Regions from separate parts of the Homo sapiens genome. Here region 2 is linked to region 1. The links are chromatin contacts, found by Hi-C or POLR2A ChIA-PET in ENCODE. All regions are on one chromosome and are shown on one strand. Each heading gives the region's core, a stretch centred on a gene start or an enhancer-like site at or near the end of the contact. The rest is flanking DNA. Distances are from core to core; before and after follow the strand shown. Region 1 has its middle 100 kb from the start of CDH5. Region 2 has its middle 180 kb from the start of CDH5.

The links. Hi-C counts contacts between places; a loop is a spot of excess contacts on that map. ChIA-PET counts read pairs that join two places held with the same protein, here RNA polymerase II (POLR2A).
Region 2: a loop to region 1 is called in a map of IMR-90, with 2.6 times the contacts of the local background. The contact joins two enhancer-like sites. A Hi-C loop is called at or near these places in 1 of 168 maps with a recorded cell type or tissue (IMR-90). POLR2A ChIA-PET finds 5 or more read pairs at or near these places in 2 of 52 experiments (AG04450 and PC-9).

What each region holds. Positions count from the first base shown.
Region 1 is chr16:66,264,948-66,268,435 of GRCh38, reverse strand. No RefSeq gene overlaps it. Among named protein-coding and RNA genes, the nearest start is that of CDH5, 100 kb to the left of the region's middle. Within about 2 kb of position 1,680, at least 13 of the 41 ENCODE cell types and tissues checked have a DNase peak (open chromatin) inside an H3K27ac peak, as active enhancers do; they include IMR-90, where a contact is called at or near this core.
Region 2 is chr16:66,187,203-66,190,435 of GRCh38, reverse strand. No RefSeq gene overlaps it. Among named protein-coding and RNA genes, the nearest start is that of CDH5, 180 kb to the left of the region's middle. Within about 2 kb of position 1,260, at least 4 of the 41 ENCODE cell types and tissues checked have a DNase peak (open chromatin) inside an H3K27ac peak, as active enhancers do; they include IMR-90, where a contact is called at or near this core.

The DNA of each region.
Region 1 (3,488 bases), core at 431-2,930:
CACTTGGAGCAGTGCCTGGCATGTGAGGAAGATGACGGCAGTATTAGAAATAACAGCAGTTAAATCCTCCAAGCACTCACCACGGGCCGGATACGGGAAGCATATGACTTTGCTCGGGCCTCCAGTACCTGTTCCATCTTTCTTGCAACCTTATCAAGCTCTCCCATGTACCTGGGACTGTTCAATATGTTCTATGCCTCTCTATGAAAGGGGCTACTGTATTATCTCCATTTTAGAGAAAAAGAAACTGAGGCTGAGAGATGTTGAGTAACTTGCATAAGGTCACACGTGCTCATAGAAGTCCAATGTATTATGTGTCTGATTCCAGACCTGGAGATTATGTTTTTTGCCCTCGCTGGGGCTTACGAGAGGGCCTACTCCTGCACTCTCTCCTTCCCCTGTCCCATTCCCTGTCCTCCTTTCCCCGCTTCCCTCTTCCTCATGCACCCTTCCTTCTCTGCTCTTCCTCATCTCTTCCCCCTCCTCCTTCCCTCCTTTTCCTTTTGTTCTCTTCTCCCTCTCCTCTTCTGCTGCGTTGCTCTCTTCTAACTCTCATTCCTTCTGTCCCCTCTCCCCTTGGCCAGAGTCCAGACTCAAGGGCTGATATCTTGTTGCCTTCGGGGGGACCCAGGCAGAAATACAAGAGCAGCTGCCCTTCCCCTCAAAGGACTGACCTACCCCAGGCCCTGCCAGACCAGCCCAGCAGGCAGTGTGTGTGTGTGTGTGTGTGTTTGTGGGTCAACCCGCATATATGTCAGCTTGTGTGAGACTTGTGTGTCTACGATTGTGCCCAGTTTCTCCATGGGTATGAATGGTTGTGTGTGTGGTTGTGTGTGTGTGGGGGGGGGGTAACAGGTCACGAGGTCCTGACCTGCCTCAGCCAGGGCCCCACCTGTGCACAGTGGGAGCGACTTTCAGCATCTGTGCCCCACCCTGACCACCCCAGATGGGGCTGACCGGCCGGGTCCTGGCCACCCAGTTGTCTGGAGCCTGAGGAAACTGGGCTCAGTCTCAGGCCTCAGGCTGGAATCACCCAGACCTGCATTTCCCACTGGTCCAGTTGCTTCTTGAAGATTTCTGAGCTCGTTGGGCTTATCCAGAAGTGGGCTGGTAACATCTGCTCAACAGGACCCTTGCAGGGGTCCTAGGAGAGAAGGTGTGTAGGAAGGTATGTGGCTTGTGGTTTCTGCCTGGCCACCTTACGAGGATCCAGATGCAGGGAAGAAACCACAGCCCTGTGGTCTCAGAGGTCTCTGCCTGTTCAGACCCACGGTCCATGCCTGGCTGCAACGTGGACACATACGCTCCCCCACAGTCCAGGAAAACCCGGTCCCTAAGCTGGGCGAGTTCTTCCTGTGGGGATCAGAGCCAGTGAGCATGCCTGGACAGCATGTGGGATGGGGTGTGAGTGCTCAGGGTCAGCCCCGCAGAGCCCCGAACGAATAGCCCGATCTTTCTGGAGCGTTTCCTGATGGGGTTTGCGAGGAACGTCTGCTGGGAGGTGAGTGGGGGTCCTGGGAGCCTGCTGGCCCCGAGGCTGAGCTGTCACTGCTGGGCTCTCCAGTGGTGGCCGCCAGGGCAGTTCCTGGCCGGCCCACTGCATGCACATCTGGATGCAATTGTCTGCAGCTGCTGGGGCGAGGCGTAGGCTGCGGTCGGGGCTGGATGCTACACTTGGAGGGACCTCACGGGGTGGGGGTGGGGTCTGATTGCTCAGAGACTGAGCCGCCTACTCAGAACAGGGAAGGAAGACCAAGGAGAAACAAAAGAAAGGAAGATGGATGGGGCGGTGGTGATGGGGGCCAGGAATGTCTTTTTGTTCTGAAGAACATTCTGGCTTTTCCCAACAAATCACAAAATCCAAACGGGGAAGCTGTTTTAACTCCAGTCACACCCATGTCTAAATCAAGCAAACATACCACACACACATGTTTTTGTTTCTAAACTCATCAAAGGAACTTCAGGCCTGTACAGGGTCCTAAAAATACATACTGAAAACTGCTCGTATTCCAGCCTCTCCTGTGCTTTTTTTTTTTTTCACGACTGAAAAATTTCCGGCAATTTTTGACATCCCTTGCTCTGACCTCAAGCAGCAACAGGCTTTATCTGATAGTGTCAGTGTTCAAATTCATTGAAGGCTGGTGGGGGGTCCAGCAGGGGAGAGGACAGGGGGTCTGTGGGGTGAAATGGATTGTTCTCTGGTCACAGAGGATGGCAGAACCATCCAATTCCACCCCTTCTTTTTTTTTTTTTTTTTTTTTGAGATGGTGTCTCCCTCTGTCATTCAGGCTGGCGTGCAGTGGTGGGATCTTGGCTCACTGCAAACTCCGCCTCCTGGGTTCAAGTGATTTTCCTGCCTAGCCTCCCGAGTAGCTGGGATTACAGACACCTGCAACCACACCCGGCTATTTTTTGTATTTTTAGTAGAGACGGGGTTTGACCATGTTGTCCAGGCTAGTCTCAAATTGTGACCTCAAGTGATCCACCGGCCTCGGCCGCCCTAAGTGCTGGGATTATAGGTGTGAGACACTGCACCCGGCCCCACCTCATCTTATAGCTGGAGAAAATTAGCCCAGATAGGACTGGTGACCTGCCTCAAGATACTCAGCCAAGATTCACCCCGAAGTGACCCAGTGCAGTGGGCTCTGGGCTCAGCTGTGTCCAGTAGTTTGTGTTACAACCTCTACAACTTACTTCCACATCAGAAACATGTCTGATTTGTGATGGAGGAACTCGGAGGCATTACAGTGGGACGTACCCTGTGCGGCTGGCAGAGAGCAGGCCTGGCTCAGCACTCCAGGACAGGGCCTCGCAACTTCCTTTCCTGCTATGTGTTGTTGGGGATAACTCACCTGGCCCCTCAGCTCCCCATTTGGAAGTAATAATAGTAGTAATGATATTAACATTTGTCATTGAATGAGCACTTACTATGTGCACTTCTCCCATTTCATCCCAGCTGACCTCACAACCCTTTCAGGTGGGTACAGCTATATTAGCTTGACTCTGCAGACGAAGCAACTGAGGCTCAGGCAGTTTAAGTGGCTTGTCTAAGACAGGGAGGCTGTGGTTGAACCCAGGCTTCTACCCTTCTCACTGAGTGCTATGCCCCCTGCCCCACAGGCTTGAGGTGAAGGCTCATGGAGACCTTTGATGGACAAGATGAAAAGGCCTGTGCTCCCCGTTCGAACAGTGGGGCCTGGTAGTGATTGGGGCGCAGATGACCTGGGGTAGACCCCACAGGCTTGAGGGGAAGGCTCATGGAGTCCTTGGATGGACAAGATGAAAAGGCCTGTGCTCCCTCTTCCAACAACCAGTGGGGCCTGGTAGTGACAGGGGCACAGATGACCCTGGGTAGAAATTCCCTCTCTTTGTGCTTCCTCCATAAGCCCTCCCTTCTCCCCTGGAGTCCCATGGCCTCTGCAGCTGGCCTGGCCCCTCGTGCTTTCCGGAGCCCATCAGCATTCCAGAGCCTTGCAGTGTGGATACTT
Region 2 (3,233 bases), core at 11-2,510, 78 kb after region 1:
TCCAACACAATAGACTGCTTCTTGGCAGGGTTAAAAAAAAATAGGCCTCTATCAAAACAGAGGTTCTTTGTGGAAAACCTAGGGTGCAGTGATGAGAAACAATTGCGGCAGAATGACTTTATGCTGCAGAAATAGAAAAGAAGAACCACAATTAGACTGTGTTACCACCCACCCTGCAGCAGGCAACAGTGAATTTTGCCAGATGAGAAATCTCGAATGGGGTTTTGGGGATGTCCAAACTGTAGTGTCTCAACATGACATTTTGTTTGCTTGGAGAGATGGCTGTGGTGGTTTGGTAAGTTTTCAAGATAAAGCAACGCGTAGATGATCACATTCTCAAGTCATGACTAAGAAGATTCAGGCTGTCTAAATAAAGGGAATCAGTCCTATTAAGTGGCCTCCAAATGTAATTAAGTTGCCAAGTCAGTAATTTCCTATATGTGGACACCTCATGCATGACTAACACCTTTGTTCTCCAATCAAAACACGCTAAGAAAAGAAGAAAACAAACACAAAATGAAAGGGATATTTCAAAATGCACCCCTAAGAATTTAGCCTTGAACTCTGCATGCTTTATTACAAACTTGTACCTAAGTCAGATATTGCTGAGGAAGTCACCCATTTCGTTTTACAAGGTTGGCCAAATGCTAATCTTGCAAAGGCAGCAGGCTGTGCCCACTCATGAACTGAGATGGGAGAGTCTAAGTAAAATGCCTGAAGAATCAACTTGAGATGTAGAGGAACAAGGATTTGACCTTGGGCTGTCTGGCTTCGGGTCTGCACTGTTCTAGGCCCTGCCACTGGTAACAAGGTCTCTTGCCATAGGAACAGTTGGTGGATATTGATTTTCTTGCAGTCATGGAGCAGCAGCCAGAGCTGGGGAGTGGTGTGTGCCATGTTCCCTCCGCTGTTCAGCCCAAGGCAACCGGGAGGTGAAGCATGGGCGAAAGAAGCTATCCTGTGGCTGTAGCTCTGAGATAATGATAAACAGAGGTGAGAGGCAGCCCCAAGTCCAGTGGGCTCCAAGAGGCTAGAATAGGCTCTTCGCAGTGCCAGCCTCCCCCAGAAGACAGCCAAGCTGGTGGGTTTGATCTCGGCAGGAGGTGAAACTAAGGGCCAGGCTGTTTACTGAGCTAGTCTCATGAAAGGAGTTGGATATTGGCAGAAATTTCAAAATCTGACTGCAGGACTGAGCTATTTATGTTGAAAACATTTGAATGACTTTTTCCCCCCCTCTTCTTCCACAATGTAAGATGGGCAGACTTCCAGGCTTGCCTCCGCACCCAGCCAGACTCCAAAAGCTGCCTGGTGTTCTCTCTGCCTAAACTGCAACGAGCCTGACTGAATAAATGCCCCGGCAGAACTCCCTGAGCGCTCAAGTTTAATATGCACTTGACCTCTTTGTCTTTCAGAAATGAAATTTATTGAGTTTGGATTCCAGCACCCCTGGCCCCCACTAACATCTAATTAACCAGACCACACTTTGACATCAAAAGTGCAGGAGAAAATGAGGAGATGTATTATGATGTTCTCTCTGCAGGAGCCCCAGGGGAGGGGCTGGGGAGCTGAGCCAGGGGTCTTTTGAAGTATCTGAGTTGGTGGTCTGTGTTCTGCCAGAATGCAAGATAAGCAGGTCCTCTGCCTTTGCTGCTTTCCTTTTATTCCCAACAAAGAGCTATTATCTTTCCTTTTGTTGTCACTTACTCTTCTTGGCCTGAATTTCCCAGGCTCTGAATCTGAGTTCTTCTGATGCACCAAGAGACAAGGGGGCAGCCAAATGTGGCACCCCCACCCACCCCAATATTCTCCTACGACCTTGCTACTTTGCCTAGATCCCAACCATGAAAACCACTCCTTTTTCATCAGGGTACTGTGTCTGGAGAGCGCCATGAAAATACATCATCAGAGACAGGATAATACATTAATAATCCATGAGAAGTGGAATCATGGCCCATTGAAATAGAGTTTGAGAACTACTTATTTAATCTAATTTCCTGATTTTAGGAGGAAGCTGCAAAGATAGAAGGATAGAGGAGATGAAGGCAAATTTTGACATTTGTCTAAAGCAACTAAGAATGACTGCAGAAGCCTTCTTTTCTATTCTCTGACTCTTGGGTGGATGCTGATCACGGTTTAGCCTTCAGAAATGGGTTTTTTTTTACTGGAATGGGGCAGAATGGGGCTTCTGGGACATGTTGGAAACTTCAGCTGCAGGAGATCATGGGGACAGTGCTGGGCAGGCCTGGGCAAGTCTTGGCTATGAAGCCTGAGCAAGCACTGCAGGACTAACTTAGGTAAAGGAGTGACAAGTTGACCAAATGCAGTGGCCAGAGGTTTGCGAGCACCTTGCATTTAATTTTAAGTTGTAGTGCTTCCCAAGAAGGCTCCATCTGGCAGGTAGAATAAAGCAGGAATGGGGTTTGGTATATGAACGTGAGGCCATGATTGTTTTTGAGATTTAAATGAGATAATACCCACACGTCACTTAACCCAGTGGCTAGCATACAGTATGTGCTCAATAAAGGGTTTTGATTATCCTTGTTGTTATTATCAGATAATGTGGATGGGGCAAAAGGAGACATTTCAGAACCTGGGTCAGAGGAGCAGAGAGAGGGAAGAATGGAGATGAAGGCAAAGCAAAGGGCAGCAAGGACTCAGAGAAGGCAGAGATGACCGTGGCAGAGTGCACCAAAGCATGCACTTATGGAGTCTCAAGGCCTGTCTGTCCTGGGAAGAAAGGGAAGAGGCATAGGGGTGTGTGGCCTGTTCTTTGCCTCCAGCAAGCTCCATGTGGTCAGGGACCATTTCTGACTTGTTGATGGTTCTAGTGAGGGCATAGAGCACACTGTGGGACACACAGCAAGAGCTGGTATCCTGCACATATCCTCTAACACTCATCATTTTAAGGCCACTTGACCTGCTTTCCAATTGCTAGTTTCTACCTTTCTTTGCTTGACAAATTTCTCAGGTTGCTGAAATCTATTAAATACTTTGACCCCCTGAGTGGAGGACCAGAAGTAGGAGAATTACACCACTGGGAAAGCAGTCTTCTACCATTGACTGAGTTTGTCAATACCCCAGCTCTGGAGGCATAAGTCTAAAGCCCTGGCTATACACTGCCTCTCAGACCACAGGCGGACTTGACATCACACTCCTTGTTGGCTGCCTTCTCTTCCTTGACTTTTCTTCTCCTCTCCAGGTGTTTTCTTTGCCTCACAGATAAACTGTTGGCA